Linked DNA regions of Homo sapiens: region 1 is linked to region 2. A link is an interaction called in ENCODE POLR2A ChIA-PET data of the cell type or tissue named here. Cell type or tissue: GM12878. All regions are shown on one strand. Each heading gives the region's core, and the rest is flanking DNA. Links, peaks and the distances in the headings are about the cores only. Region 1 has its middle 20 kb from the start of SLAMF1. Region 2 overlaps CD84 (CD84 molecule).

Region 1 (8,339 bases), core at 215-8,214, 95 kb after region 2:
TTCTGATTGTGCTTATTTGGGATCTTTTCTTTTTTTTTTTCTTGGTTATTCTAGTTAGCAGTCTATCAATCTTATTCATCCTTTCAAACAACCAACTTTATTTTTTTGATCCTTTGTGTGAGGTTTTTTTTTTTTTTTGTCTCAGGTTCATTTATTTTTGCTCTGATTTTAGTTATTTCTTTTCTTCTGCTAGCTTCATCAAAAAAGGTTATCATTGCATGGTTATATGTAGCTAAAGGAACATGAAGACAAATATGAATTAGAACCACAAGGATTTCACTCATTACTTGTACGACCTTGGATAAGTCATGGTGTTGGCGAAAATCAGTTTTCTTATCTATAAAATAATGCACTACAAGTTATCTCACATAGTGGATGCTATGATGTGCTGTTCCGATCTCCCCCTCAAGACCAAAGCAGTCATTCCCCATGCAGGAAGTATTGGTGGCTGACAGCTCTCAGCTGAGTTCCTCCCCAGGAACTGCCCTTAGCCAGTTCCTTCCCTGAGGAACCCACATCAAACAACTGGGCCAACTGGTTGATGAAAGGATATAAAAGTCCAGTCCCCTTTTGCCTCAGTTTGCAACAGCTCTGAGGGTCATTCTAGCTCCAGGGCTCCTCACTGAGTCAGCTGAGGACTTTGTTGCAACTGCATCCGCAGCTCAACTTCTTCCTCTGCTCACTCTTACTTCCCTCACTCCCTCACAGGTATTGATTATTTCATGGGCACTCCTCCATAAACTTTTCACACACAAATCTCCATCTCAGAGTCTGATTTTTGAAAACCTGAGCAAAGATACCTAATATGCCTTTTGAATGTTAAAACAGCAGTGTATATAAAGTACAGTATTTGCTATATTGTGAACACTCAATATTTGCTATTCTCTTCTCTTCCTCATTGTTTTGATCTGTTTTTCTTTCATTCCTGCAAGGATACACAACCCAGGACTTTCCACAGGAGGCAGTGTCTCCCCTTTCACCTGATCAAAACTCCTTTTTGCGCACAAATAATTAAACACATTCTTGGAAAGCCATTCATTCTTTGATGGAAGCCACCAAAAGTCTTAAGCAGCTGAGTGACCTGTTCATATTTTTGCTTTAGAAAGATTACCTTGCCTGGGCGTGGTGGGATTACACACCTGTAATCCCAGCACTTTGGGAGGCTGAGGTGGGCAGATCACCTGAGGTCAGGAGTTTGAGACCAGCCTGACCAATATGATGAAGCCCCATCTCTACTAAAAATACAAAAATTAGCCAGGCCTGGTAGCATGTGCTTGTAATCCCACTACTTGGGAGCCTGAGATGGGAGAATCACTTGAACCTGGGAGGCGGAGGTTGCAGTAAGCCAAGATTGCACCATTGCACTCCAGCCTGGGGCAACAAGAGTGAAAATCTGTCAAAAAAAAAAAAAAAAAAAAAAAAAGAAAGAAAAGAAAAGATTACTTTGGCCTTAGTGTGAGAGAAATTTAGGTAGACCTACAGGCTAGGAACAGATTTGAAGAAATGATGGGTCTTAACTGGAGAAGTAGCAATGAGGTGGGAGAGAAGGAGATCCATTGGAGAGTTATCTCATAGGTGGATTTTTCAGGGTTTGGTGACTTATTGAATGTGGGCTGTGAAGGAGAGTGGCCTATATACTATGGCCTTTACACTTCCAGTTCAGTTTCCCAGTAGATGGCAATGCCATTCTCTAAGAAAGGAAGTATAAGAGGTGGAGATAACTTAGGGGCAAAATTGAGAGCAAGGGGTATAAGATTATTTGTTGGCTTGGGATATGGTCAGTTTAAATGTTTACGGTTCATGCATATGGAGATTTCCAGGGGCTATTTGAAAACACAGAGCTGACTTTGAGAGGAGAAGTATAATCTGAAGGAAAGCAAACAAATATAGAAGTCATATTTTCAACTCCTTCATTTCACCCCAAGAAAGCTAATACTTAGAGACTAAAACTTCTAAGGGACTTACCATATGGCTAGTTTTTGAAAAGCCGTAACCAGAAACCAAATCTCTTGGGTTTAGGTCAATCCACCCATATCCTGATTGAGTTTCATTATGCTCTATTTACCTTCATGGTTCCCCAATCTAACAATGCCTGGCATACAGCAAGTGCTAAAAATGTTTGTGGAATGAATATACTGATTGTGGCCTTTTTTGGTGGGGGTAGAACTGGCCCCACACCTTCACATCATCACTGGAATTATGCCTCAGAAGCATCTTGGAAGTCAGCAGACCTAGGGAAGTCCTACTTAGCCATGAAATTTGCATTTCCCCAGGTACCTCCCAACCCCTCTCCACTTCCTCTGAGAGCAAAACCTCCGTTGTTCATGTCACACCCATGGGCAGCCTTTGTGCTCAGTACACAGACCTGATTGAGAAGATTGATAAAAGCAAAATAGAAAGAAGCCGTGATCTGGGTCATATGAGTTATACAACCATTTCCCTCTTATTTTACACTTGGGGAAACTTAAGCTAAGAGATCTTGTCTTAATTCATTAAAATTAGAGTTGCCAGCCCAGAAGAGAGGAAGGAGAAGTTTGGGACAGAGGAAGGCAACTAATACTTATTGAGCACTTACTGTATGGCAGACTTTATGTGGAATGATTTATTGAGGTTATCTCATTTAATCCTGATTTTAAAAATCATCCACATACGGAAACCGAGGTTTAGAAAGTTTACTTTTCCTGAGGTTCAGAAGCTGGTAAATGACGGTTCTGGAACTCAAACTCAAGGCTGTCTGGCTCCAAAGGTCATGCTCCTTCCCCTATACCACACAACCTCCCAGAAGCTTGAAATGTGGTTCTGGGTACTAGGTATAAGCTTGAAGACCAACCAAACATGCTCATTCCAGTGCTCTCTCTAGGAGCCAACAAGCCCTCCAACATTGCCCCCCTAGAAGGTCCTGCAAAATTGAGTTGTCTAGGGTTTGACAGAGTCCAGAAGACATTTTCGAACATAAGAAGGGCAATGGGTCAAGCCCCAGGGAGTACCCAGTAGTATCAACAAAGAAAGGAGAATGTGTATTTGACTTCCAGCCTCAGCCCTGCTGGTAACTTGCCAGACGGCCTTGGCCTGGCCACTTCCTTCCTGTCCTCCACCAAGATTACAGAAAATTAGGAAATGCAAATTTTATGGGCTTCCCTGCTGACGATTTCTAAGTCTTCTTTGTAGTAATCATTCCTATCACAAAGAGGGTGGGAAACGGTGATTATGGACCAGGGAGAGAGTCCTATTCCTAAGAAGTGGTTCTTGGACTTTGGAGAGGCAACAATTGGTTTGAGTCTTAACAAATGAGTGGGAGTTTGTTAGGTCAACGAGGAGTGGGAGGGGATTCCAGGAAGTGTAAAAGCTTGAGCAAAGGCATTGAGTAAATTCGGGGAACTGCTAGCAGTTCAGGAAGGTTGCAGCATTCAGTGCAAAGGAGGGGCCAAACTAGAAATTGGACAGGAGAAAATCACAGAAACCAAGCCACATAAGGATCAGTAGAACCCTGTAGGCTCTCCAACGAGCCTATCCTTGAAGGATTTAAGCATGAAAATGTTGTCATTATTAAACCTAGGCTTTAAAGAGGTCCTTCTGCTCTGTGTTGCTGTCCTCTGCCAGAGATAGCAAGACTGACAGAGGCTGTGCTCCTGTAGCCTGGGAGCCAGAATGGAGAGACACATTGGGCAGAGCCCGGCAGAGTCACAGGAACTTGTAGTCCCCATCTGTTTATTATTCATGGAAGCTTTCTCCTTTTCTTGATTGGATCAACAGAAAAATAAACTGTCGTCTTTGGCAGATGATTCAATGGGAATTCAAGGGTTTCAATGGGAATTCAAGGTTGAAAATGATAATGTACTCTGAGAACTCACAGGTCTATAAAAGGAGAGGCCTATACAAGGAAAGAAGAGGATGTGGTAAATGCAGAACAGACCCTCAGCATCTTGAAGGACCATCAAGGGGAAATAAGTATTGCAGACCTTTCATTAATCTGTGTAGTTAACTTTTTATTTGAAAATAATGTCAAAAGAGCTGCAAGAAAAAATTATTATTAATAATAGTACAAAGAACACGCTTATAAATATCCTGCAGGGAGGGGTCTACAAGTTGGCTGTGACTGTGAATACCTCTCTGTAATGTTTTGCCCATTTTGCTTTAATATTAGCTAGTTCTCTCTCTCTCTCTCTTTCTGTCTCTATTTGAACTATTATAGGGTAGGTTGCATATGGCATGGCTCTTTATCTTAAATACATCAGTGTAAAGAATTAGGATAATTTCTGACACAACTACAATATAGTTATCACTTAAGTAAATTTTACATTGATAACAATATTCTTGTCTAACCTACTGTTTGCATTTCAATTTTGTCGGTTGACCCTTTGTAACCATAATTTTCCCTCCAGGTCAGGATCCAGTCCAGTATTAGGTATTGCATTTAGTTGTTGTATCTCTTTAGTACCCTTCAACTGTAACATTTCCACAGCTATATCTTCTCCTTTATGACATGGATATATTTGAAGAATGCAGTCTTCCCACCCTTTCCCTTTTTTTTTTTTTTTCTTGAGGTGGAGTCTTGCTCTGTCACCCAGGCTGGAGTGCAGTGGTACAATCTCGGCTCACTGCAATCTCCACCTCCCGGGTTCAAACGATTCTTCTGCCTCAGCCTCCTGAGTAGCTGGCATGCACCACCACACCCAGCTAATTTTTTTGTATTTGTATTTTTAGTAGAGATGGGGTTTCACCATGTTGGTCAGGCTGGTCTCAAACTCCTGACCTCATGATCCGCCTGCCTCAGCCTCCCAAAGTCCTGGGATTACAGCCTCTCTTTTTTAATAGCAAATTCCTCACTTGGGGTTTTTTGGTATTTCCTTATGATTAGATTCACATTATGCATTCCCAGACTAGGTACTACACAAGTGACATTGTACCCTCAAGGTATCACATCTAGAGACCCTTGATGTCTTCTCATCGATAATGTTAATTTTAATCACCTGGCCAATATATTGCCAACAGATTGCCAGATTTCTCTATTGTATAGTTATCTTTTTTGATTTTAACTAATAACTATGTGTTGGCATACAGTGGAAGGCCATGCAGACATCTTACTCCTCATCAAAATTTCCTCTGAGATTTAGCATCCATTGATAATTTTTGCCTGAGCCTGTCTTAATTGTGATAGTTACAAAATAATAACTTTCTTCACTTTAGCACCTCACTCCATATTTGGCATTCTATTGCAAGCAAGAACCCTCCCTTTATCTATCTGATCTATCGCATCTGTCTTCTCTAGTCAGTTTTGGTAGTCTGTGTGATTCTTGAAATTTTTCCATTTCGTCTAATTTATTTCCATACAATTGTTCATACTATCCCCCTTGTAATCATTTTTATTCCTTTAAAGTCAATAGTAATATCCCCTTTTAATTCTTGATTTTGGTCCTTTGAGTCTTCTCCGTTTTTCATTTTATCAGTCTACCTAAACATTTGTCAGTTTTGCTGATCTTTTCAAATAACCAAACTTTAAATTTGTTTTTCTCTTATTTTTGTATTCTCTCCTTCATTTCTTTCCATTTTTATCTTTATTATTTTCTCCCTCTTGCTTGCTTTGAGCTTAGTTTATTCTTCTTTTTATAGTTTCTTAATGAACTTAGTTCTTCTTTTTATAGTTTATTTTCTTTCTTTCTTTCTTTCTTTCTTTCAAGACAGGGTCTCACTGTGTCACTCAGGCTGGAGTACAGTGGCACAATCACAGCTCACTGCAGCCTTGATCTCCTAGGTTCAAGCAATCCTCCTACCTCAGCCACCAAAGTAGCTGGGACTACAGGCATGAGCCACCACACCTGGCTAATTTTTTAAATTTTTTGGTAGAAACAAGGTCTCACTACGTTGCTGGTCTTGAACTCTTGAGGTCAAGTGATCCTCCTGCCTCAGCTTCTCAAAGTGTTAGGGTTACAAGAATGACCCACTAATCCCAGCCTATAGTTTCTTAAGGTAGGAGGTTAGATTATTGATTTGAGATCTTTCTGTTTTAATTTAGGCATTTACAGCTATAAAAGTTTCTCTAAGCATTGATTTCCTGCATCTCATAAGTTTTTGATATGTAATATTTTTAGTTTTATTCATCTCAAAGTATTTTGTAATTTCCCCTATGATTTATTCTTTGACCCATTGTTTTAGAAGTATGTAGCTTGATTTAGAAGTATGTAGCTTGATGAATTTTCCAAATATCCTTCTGTGATTGATCTATAATTTCACTCCATTGTGGTTAAAAACATACTTTTGACATTTCTGTAATTTTAGTCATTTCATATTTGTTGAGACTTGTTTTATAGCCCAACATATAGTCTATCTTGGAGAATGTTCCATGTGCATTTGAGAACAACAAACACATATTCTGCTGTTGTTGGGTAAAGTGTCCTATAGACTTTGGTTAAGTTTAGTTGGTTTATAATGTTGTTTAAGTCTTCTATTTCCTTGTTGATTTTATGTATAGTTGTTCAATCCATTATTGAAAATGGGATATTGAATTCTCCAGTTATTATTGTTGAATTGTCTATTTATCCCTTCAATTCAGTAAGTTTTTGCTTCATGTATTTTGGGGCTCTGTGCATATATATTAATAATTGTTATATCTTCTTGATGCATTAACTCTTATTATTATAAAATGTCCTTCTTTGTCTTTACAACAATTTTTGTCTTAAATCATATTTTGACTGATCTCAGTTTCTAAACCCAGCTCTCTTTTGGTTATTGCTTCCATAACATAATATACCTTTTTCCACCTTTTACTTTCAACCTATAGGTGTATTTGAATCTAAACTGTGTCCTTTGTACACAACATATAGTGGACCCATTTTTTTTAGTCCACTCTAATAACCTCTGCCTTTTATTTGTAATGTTTAATCCATTTATATTTAATGTAATTTCTGATATGGTAGGATTTATGTTTGCCATTTTCCTATTAGTTTTCTATAGGTTTTTTGTGTGTGTGTGTTCTTCTCTTTCTTTATTAGTGCCCTCTTTTGTATTAAATATATTTTTTCTACTGTACACTTAAGTTCCCTTGTCATTTTTTTTTTTTTACTGTATTTATTTTCTTCATAGTTGGTTTGGAGGTTACAATGATCTTAATTGCAATAATATAATACTTTGTTCTCACACAGCTTTTTCTCCTGCCCACATTTTTTGCTGTTATTGTCATACAAATTACATCTTTATACATGTGTGTCATTAACACAGATTTATAATTATTGTTCTATAAAATTGTCTTTTAAATCAGATAAGAGAAAAAAATTACAAACAAAAACTACACTTATATTGTCTTTTATATACATTTTATGTATCATATGCCAGGGCAGCATGCGCGAGCAAGCGCTGGGAGAGCGAGCGAACGGGGAGCGGAGGCGGCCTGACCGAGTGAGTGCCAGCGAGTGTGGAGTTAGGGGAAGCCGCCTACCCCCGACCCGCTTCCCCATTCCTTCTCTCCCCGTTCCCGTTTCTCCCCCCAACCACCACACCCCGCCCCCCGCCCCCCGAACTCCAAGCAGCACCAAGTCTGTGCCAACGGCTAAAGTCAGTAGAAAGGAGCTCAACTCCAACCGCAACCGGGCAGACGAGACCTCAGAAAAAGAATAGCAAGCAGCAATTGAACACATTTGTGAAGTACAAAATGAAACAGACTTCATGAACAAGCCAGTGAGGAGAATTTGAAAGTAGAACAGAAATAGAACAAACTCTGCCAATCATTTTTTCAGAAGAGGTCAGAATTGATCATTGATGGCCCAAATCCCACATTTTTGGGTAACATCATTTGTCAACCACCCACGAGTGTCTGCACTGCTTGTGGAGGAGGATGAAGAGGCACTGCATTATATGACCAGAGTTGAAGTGACATAATTTGAAGATACTAAATTAGGTTACAGAATAGATTTTTATTTTGATGAACATCCTTACTTTGAAAATAAACTCCTCTCCAAAGAATTTCATCTAAATGAGAGTGGCGATCCATCTTCAAAGTCCACTGAAATCAAATGGAAATCTTGAAAGGATGTAACGAATCGTTCAAGTCGAACGAAGAATAAAGCCAGTAGGAAGAGGCAGCCTGAGGCACCAGAGAGCTTCTTGACCTGCTTTACTGACCATTCTGATGCAGGTGCTGGTGAGTTATGAGAGGTCATCACAGGTAGTACTTGGCCAAACCCATAACAGTGCTGCTTGGTTCCCAATGTGGATGATGAAGAAGAAGGAGAAGAACAAGATGATGATGATGATGAAGAAGAGGAAGGATTATAAGATATTGATGAAGAAGGGGATGAGGATGAAGGCGAAGAAGAGGAAGATGATGATGACGTTGAGGAAGGAGA
Region 2 (8,339 bases), core at 151-8,150:
GAGAGACAGAACATAGATTCCACAGACTCGTAATTTTGCTGGGTTCTCTCACTAAACCCCAGGAAGTATGTAGGTAGATTGTTAAGGCTGAGACCTTCTTAATATTAGGGCCGTTGAGCAGCCACAGTGGTTGGTGTGTGGTGCAGTTTTAAAAGTATGTCTCATCTCCTGTAGCAAGTCATTCAGGAAGTGTTGGTGGGGTATCAAAGAGCAATCAGGCAGTGGGGGTGGTGGGTAGGCAAAGCTGGGGGAAGCTGTTATTTGTGCTGCTGGTGTTGTTGGCAAGAATACTTTGCTTGCTGGAAAAGGCAAAGGGGTTGCACATGTTTAAGATGAAGATTCTGCCACCTTCAAACACTCCAACTGTGCTCTGAGAGAAGCAGCTGCAAAACCATTGCATGCAGTGGAAAGATAGGGAGGCAGAAGGTGTAGGTGCAAGTACTTCTACTTATGAACTGGACAACCTTAACGAGGTCACAAAACCTTTCTTATTTATTTATTTATTTTTAGACAAAGTCTCACTCTCTCACTGTCACCCACGCTGGAGTGCAGTGGAGTGATCTTGGCTCACTGCAACCTCCACCTCCCGGGTTCAGGCAGTTCTCCTGCCTCAGCCACCCAAGTAGCTGGGATTACAGGTGCATGCCATCACGGCTAGCTAGTTTTTGTATTTTTAGTAGAGACGGGGTTTCACCATGTTGGCCAGGCTGATCTTGAACTCCTGACCTCAAATGCTCTGCCCGCCTCAGCCTCCCAAAATGCTGGGATTACAGGTCACAAAACCTTTCTGAACCTCAGTTTCTTCATCCATAGAATGAAAATAATAATTATGCTATTTGTCCTGTTTGGTGAGCAGCAAATGATGTAATATGAGTAGAAATGCTTTGCTGATCATCAAGGTAAAATAAATGTTAGTTATTTCTGGAGTTGATACTGATATATTAACATTCATCGTATGTTCTTTATCATCACTTCAACAATTGGTACATGCCCTTTGGGCCTGCCCTAGGCCACCCTTATGATGGCGTTGGTGATGCCGGGGCCATACTGGAGCATATATCAAAAGCCATTTTTAAGGGCTAATTCAAGTAAAGCCTGGAGGGACAGTTTCAGGTACCCTGGATAGACTTTATTCTGCTCTTAAAAGATTTTAAGATTTAAAAGAAAGAGTGTCCATATCAATCAATCCCAATATTTATTTTTCTGGGTGCTAAAGGGACTCTAACATTATGTTATCACTGGAAGTGACCTTAGTAAAATCTAATTTCAGAGATAACTTGTGGCACAAAAACATCTTGAGGACTTACCATGAAATGCACTATGCTAGTCTATGGCAAAGACAGATTCTCTGCCTTTCGGGGGGAATTTGATACCCGGTTAGGGAAATAAGATACACACACACACACACACACACACGCACGCACGCACGCACGCACACACACAATTCTCCTTTGCAATATGAGATAGTGAATAATAAATTCAAGTGAATGGTAGAAACAGTGATTACGGTAGGAATTCTAAGAAGGGAGGGATTGCTGAGCTGTAGTGGTTAGAAAAAACATCTCAAAGAAAGTAGAATTTGAGGAGGATTTTGAAGGCTGAATAGAATTCTACTTGATGGAAAGGGAAAGGAGGGGTGTCTCAAGTCCTCGGATCCTGAACAAAAGTTTAGAAGCAGAACCTGTGATGTTAATTGGATGAATATAGATTTGCATATCAGAGTGGGGAGAGGTACAGCTGGAGATACAAATTAGGTTTAGATTTGAGACAGCCTTGAGTTTGAGGTCTCCATCAGAGGCAGAGGGGAACTATTAAGGTTTTTGCGAGTGAAGATTAAAATAATGTTTTAGTCATTGTAATGTAGTAATGATGTGTGGGGAGGAAAACAGGAAGGAGAGGCTGCATCAGAGAGGCCATTTAGGGATACTGTAGTCTTCTGGGCATGAACCAGGGGACGATAATGGGAATGGAAAGGAAGGGCTGGATTTGATGATAACACAAAGAAAGGCAAGAAATAAAGAGGCATCTGCTAGAATTCAATTGTTCATCAATATATTTTGAGTTTCTACTTTATGTCATTGAAAAACTCATAAAGTTTATGATGGAAAGAAGTCAAAGGGGGAAGAAAGTTTAGTGTTAGAAATATTAAACTTCAGATGATGGTGGACCATGTAAGTAAGCTCTTGGAATGATGGAAGATAAGGAGAGAGAATGGACTTGAAGTATTATTTGGGGCACTGTGGCAGAATCTGCTAGCTGTTTTCCAATATTTGTTCCCTCCTTCATTCTTATTAATAGAATCACTAATTTTTAGCAGGGCATAGAGCCACCCAGAGTAAAGACTATATTGTCCTGCTTTCTTCTAGCTAACGTTGGTCATATGACTAAGTTCAGCCCAACAGAATAAAAATGGAAGTGTTGTATATGACTTCTGTGTCTTTAAGAAGAGTGGGAACCTGGCATGGTGGCTCACATCTGTAATCCCAACACTTTGGGAGGCCAAGGCAGGTGGATCGCTTGAGTCCAGGAGTGCGAGACCAGCCTGGGTAACATGGCAAAACCCTGTCTCTACAAAAAAGTACAAAATATACCTGGGCATGATGGTGCACACCTGTAGTCCCAGCTGCCCAGGAGGCTGAGATGAGAGGATCACCTGAGCCCAAGGGGGTCAAGGTTGCAGTAAGCCAAGACCACACCACTGCACTCCAGCCTGGGTGACAGAGTGAGACCCTGTCTCAGAAGAAAACCAATAAATAAATAAATACATAAAAAGAGGGAAATTTGCTGTTTTCATCTCTTCCTTGCTTTTGCAGGCCAGAAGGTCATGACAGCTGGATCTTAGACAGACATTCTGAGTCATGAGGAGGAAGCCAAGTTCTGAGGATGGTGGAGCAGGAAGATAGAAGTTGGAACCCCAATGACCTTGTGAACTATTCTACTGACTGTGAACTGCCAACTCCGCACTTTTTTACATGAGCAAGAAATAAACCTCTTTCTTGTTTAAGCCATTCTTATTTTAGTGTCTCTGGTACTTACTGTAACACTGAAATCCAGCGGGTTTAGAGATCATCCACAGAAATGGCGTGGGTGAAGGAGAGGAGGGTCATTCAGGAAGAGTAAGCCTGAAGTCCACGACTGAGCCCTGCGAGAGTGCTCACATTTATAGAAGAGACACCATCAAAAGAAACAGAAGAGACCAAGCAGTAAGAGTGCAAGAGAGGCACCAATAGTGGGCCATATCACAGAGAGGAGAAAGAGTCTCAAGGAGGAGATTGCCACTGATGTCTAATGATTCAGCGTTCAACGGGATAAAGACTGAAAATGGCCCTGGGTTTGCCCGTTACGAGGTTATTGATGGCCTTTGAGAATGTAGTACAAGTAAGACAACTCGATGGAAGGCCAGAGTCTAGGGGACTGACAGAGTAGGTGGTAAAGCATGGAGGAAAAACTTGACAGTGAAAGAAGGGTGATGAGATAGGACAGTAGCTAGAAGGTCAGGTGAAACTAATTTATTTTTGTTTTAAAATAGAAGAGACTGGGGGCTGGGGGGGAGGAGCTAGGGAGGGTAAGCAGAGAGAGATGTCCCCAGTGGGCCTGCTCTAGGTTAGATGCTCCTGCTCATGGCCTCTCTGGAACTCCAGGTTTCCCTCTCATAGCACTTGCCACATTGTGTGGTGGTCATCAATCTGCGTGTCTGTGTTCTGGACACTGTGAATGACTGAGTCCAGGGGCCTTGCCTTAAACCTCTGGTATGCAGAACAGCACAAGATACACAGGCTACTAATGCTTGTCATGGAACAAAAGATGGAAAGGAAAGGGCAGGCAGTGGAAGCTGTAGATTTAAGGAGGGTCACACCCTCACCTGAAGTGGAAAGGGGAAAGGAAAGGATAAGTGAAAGAGCAAAGGTATTTTGAGATGTTATTAAAGACGGTGATAGGAAGAGGCTGCTTGGTGAAGTAGAGTGAGCATAGATTTGAGCCAGGTGGGCTTGTGCTCATGTTCAATCCCTGACATTTGCTGAGGCCCTGATCTTACTTGACTACAAGATGGGCTATAATAATGCCTGCCTTATAGAATTGTTTTGAGGACACATAGAAGGTGCTTAATACACAGTGGACATTTTGGAATAGATAGGATAAAATGGAAGATAGTCATTCTTGGTGGCCTTCATCTCTTCAGTAATGTAGGAGGGGAGACTAACTGGCAACAGTGAGGAGGCAAGAGTGGGACCAGCTAGGAGGTATACAGACTAAAGGTGCAGATTTTGAATCTAGGAATATTTGAACGTAGCTGTGTTATCTTGAGAAAATTATTGAAATTCACTGTTCCTCAGGTGCCTCATCTGTAAAGTGTGGATAATTATTAAATGCAATTGCGAAGATAAAGCACTTAGCACAATGCCTGGCACATATAAATGGTAGTTGCTATTATTTTGGTGAATGTAAAAATTGGGGGGGGGAATGTTACTATAAGGAACACCATAGGGAGTCAACAAGAGATTGATGAAGGGGATCAAGTGTTTGCTAACTACCCTTGAGAGCCCAGTGAAGAAGTGGTAACCCACATTTACAACCTTTTCCAAAGAGTGTGATTTCGTGACCTTCTTATGCCAGAACACAAATGGGAAAGGTAGGAGAAAGGCCATACCTCTAGAGGAGAAGCAAAGGCAAGAAAAGGCTGAAACCCTGGGGTGCAGGCTTAGATGGAAAAACCTGTTCACTGTGACTCTTAGGTAGCTATGGCAAAGAGGGAGCCCAGGACTCAGGGAGCAGGATGACCAGTGTTGAAAGAGATCACTGAGGACTGGTTGCTCACTGGAGGTTGCCTTCCCCTCCTGGATTGGGCTGGGGCACCCTTCCCAATGCAATACACCTTTCTGTGTCTAAGATGATAACCCTGTTTCCCTGGATGATCCTAGGGATATGGATGGATTTTACAAATGTACATTTCATGGTTAGGCAGCTCAAAGCCACTGACTAGAAGAAGACAATAGGGATCGTGAGAAAAAGAAGAATATTTGAAAAAACAAAAAACAAATAGAAAAGAATCAGAAACCCATATATATAGATTGTATAAAGATTGTTGAGGTATGAGGCTTTTAACTCATGAGAGGAAAATTCTTCAAGGCTGGGCAAGCAAAACTTACTGATGTTTTGGGTGGAATCCAAAGTCAAATATGGATGACAATGGAGAGGTTATATAGACCTAAAACCCCATAATTCTCCTTAGATTCTATTAAAAATGAACACAGTGTACCCTTGGAGTCTGGGGAGCTCTCTATTCTCCTTTCATAATCTTAACCATCACTACTAGGCTCTGCCTGATCTTCCCCTACTTCCCTACTCCAACCACATCAGCTCCCTCTGTTCTGTAAACAGGCCAAGGGCACTTTGCCTTAGAGCTTTTGCACCTGTTGTTCTCCTCTTTTCCTACCACACTCTTTTCAGCAGTCCCCCACTTTGTTCAGGGTTTTCTCCCAACATCATCTCATTAGAAAGAGCTTTCCTGGTCACTGTGCCTAAAACAGCAATCCCCACCCCATCCTTCTCTCTTGCCTTGCCTTACTATCCTTCTCTTCACTGCAGTTATCACCACTAAAGCATTGCCTGTGCTTATTTATTGATTGTCTCCCAACCCATCCCCTCAATACACTGCTACTATAATGCAATTATCAAGAATGTGAGTCTTTGTCTGTTTCAATCACTACTGTTCCTCCAAGAACTAGTGGATGATTATTAAATGTTTGTTGAAAAAATGAACACCAGCCTGGGAAACACAATGAGATCCCATCTCTATGAAAAAGAAAATAAAAAAAAATTAGTCAGGCATGGTAATGCATGCCTGTAGTCTCAGCTACTTGGGAGGCTGAGACAGGAGGATCACTTGAGCCTGGGAAGTCAAGGCTGCCATGAACCACGATTGTGCTACTGCCCTCCAGCCTGGGTGACAGGGCAAGACTCTGTCTCAAAACAAAAAACAAAAACAAACAAAAAAAAACAAAGCTTTTTTTTTTTTTGCAACTGACTCAATTAATCTTTTCCAACAATAGAAAAACAAGGCAGAAAATCTCAGCAAGAGAAAGAGTGAAGGCAAGAGAGGACTCTTTACTGATCTCTGGGTCTTGATGTGAAAGGTCAAGTATTTAAACTGATTATTAACAAGAATCAGATGGCTAACTGCAATTTCTTTCTATATTCTATACTGTTTGTGAAGAAAATTTTTTAGATCCACAAAATGGGGACCCACAGCATAGTTAGTAAAAGTGTCCTGAATCAGGGATTAGGAAACATGTTTGAGTCTAGGGTCTGTTGTTGACTAGCTAAATGACCATGAATGTCACTTACTTGCTAAGTCAGAGGGTTCTAGTTGGTAAAAGAAATAAAACAGAGCTGTCCTGCCACTTTGAGGAATTATTAGGATTAAATGACATGAGGGTGCTCTCAAGTGTGTGTACTAATGGAGGAGAGTCTAGTGGTCCTAAGGAGAGCCTTGCCTTGTGGAATCACCTGTATGTCACCATGGGTTAGTCACTGAGGCCTAGCCTGCCTGGGCTAGAATCCTGGCTCTGTCAGGGACTGGCCATGAACCCCAGGGAAAGTCAGTAACCTCTCTGTGCCTCAGTTTCCTCAGCTTTAAAATGAAGGTAATATTAGCACATTGGTGAAGGTAATAGTAGCACAATATTTGACCTCATAAAAATATTATGAGGGTTAAATGAATTGATATTTGTAGACCTCTTAGAATAGTGCCTGGCATATACTAGGCACTATATATGTTTGCTATGTAAAACAAATAAACATCTTCAAAGAGACTAAAATAACACCTCAGACAACTACGAAGGGAAAAATTAGAGTTGGGGTATTGGGGAGATGTTAAAGTCAGCAAGTAGCTATTAATAAGAGTGGAAATGGGGAAGACTGCACAGTTGCTTAACAGACACCTCCACCCCCTTACTTTCTTAGGATCCTCCAGACAAACATTTCTTGTTCTTTTTTTGTGGCACTAGCTAAACTTCCTCTCCTCTTCTCCACCCACTGCCTCCTAGAGTCAAAAAGTGGGGGTGGAACATCGCTGAGTATTGTAGGTCTGGGAGAGTGACCAGAGGTAGCTTTAGCATGTGGTGCCCAAAAGAGAGTCCATTATAACTGCTCACACTGAGTGAAGGGACATAGAGGGGAAGAGGAAGCACAGGGCTGGGCAGGCAGAAATTTTGTGTCATTCTCCAAAGCGACGGAAAGTCCTTGATCATGAGGTTTTAAGAAAAAGGAACCTACTACCCCCATGCAATAGTACATTGTTTTCCCCTGGGAGTTTTACTTTATATCACCTTTATTGGGATTTAGGTTTACTTGAATCAGTTCCTTCAAAACACACACACACACACACACACACACACACAAAATCTCAAAACAGACATGAGATCATAGCCATCCGTTTTAACATTGCTGCCCTCTATTAGCGTGTACTTGAACACTGAGTATAACAAAGGAAACAAGAGTACCTAGTCAGTTCCACCTATATCAGCCCCCAGCTGATTGCTCATACCTCTTTCCAAGTTTCACATAGATGAGCCCAGTGATCTCCAAACTTACAGGTCCATCCCTTTCCTAAGGTCCAAGACAAGAAAGGTTTGATTTAGGAATACTCCAGTAGCCTGAATGGCTTGGCACCGACCATCAGGCTCCTGTTGCGAAGGTGCTCTGGCTGCCTTGTTGGCCTCCATATTGATCTCCAGGACTGCTTCAAGCACTTGGAGCTGACAAGGTAGGCCTCCGCTGCCTTCCACTGAAGGCCTGAGTTATCACAGGGGGAACAGCTTTCCACCCTCTGTTTGGAAGCTGGGTTTTTGATAAGCAGTTTTACCCATATGTAATATATTTCCATTTCTATAACTGGATTTCTGCTTTTGAGCCCTTTTCTGAATGTCTGTGGTAGTCATCTGCTTAAATCTCATTCTAATACAGAGGCCTTGTCCTTATCTTGAAGACCCCTCAATGCAAGGACTTCAGATCAGTGGCAGGTTGTTTTGTCAGCATACTTCCACAGGTATGCTTCCTGTCTCTGAGCCCCAGGATGATGGTTGGGGTCCAGTTACCCATAGTGAGCCCACTCATTTCTTAGAATTTTAGGTCTCAACTGCTGAAATGCCCATGACCATGTTTAACATCCAACAAGACATCAACATCATGCTGATATTGGACTTTTATTTGTTTAAAGAAACTAATTCAAATCACATTTGAATAATATTAAAGTGAACGGTATTTGAAATATGTCTGGAGATGGTTGTTTGCTTGGGTATTCTGCCTCACTGCCCTGCCTAAACTTCCGTTATTGGCAA

Evidence for each region. ChIA-PET counts read pairs that join two places held together with the same protein. Peaks named below come from ENCODE experiments on the same cell type or tissue, not always from the same donor. Only the 100,000 strongest peaks of a DNase experiment are listed, where the experiment ranks them.
Region 1: POLR2A ChIA-PET joins it to region 2 with 5 read pairs; 2 of 35 experiments call an interaction of 5 or more read pairs at or near these places.

What each region holds. Positions count from the first base shown.
Region 1 is chr1:160,662,621-160,670,959 of GRCh38, forward strand. It overlaps the pseudogene SETP9. Among named protein-coding and RNA genes, the nearest start is that of SLAMF1, 20 kb to the left of the region's middle. RefSeq lists enhancers at 2,801-2,860, 2,874-3,435. In GM12878, for the core only: no CTCF peak of the experiment used is centred there; a DNase peak (open chromatin) is centred at 2,162; H3K4me3 peaks cover 1,808 bases; H3K27ac peaks cover 2,626 bases.
Region 2 is chr1:160,568,126-160,576,464 of GRCh38, forward strand. The region is part of intron 1 of CD84 (CD84 molecule); the gene reads right to left. CD84-AS1 (CD84 antisense RNA 1) reads left to right here. Exons shown (of 2, transcript NR_188634.1): 2 at 2,814-3,008. Among named protein-coding and RNA genes, the nearest start is that of CD84, 7.2 kb to the right of the region's middle. RefSeq lists an enhancer at 7,741-7,790. In GM12878, for the core only: no CTCF peak of the experiment used is centred there; a DNase peak (open chromatin) is centred at 212; H3K4me3 peaks cover 156 bases; H3K27ac peaks cover 2,280 bases.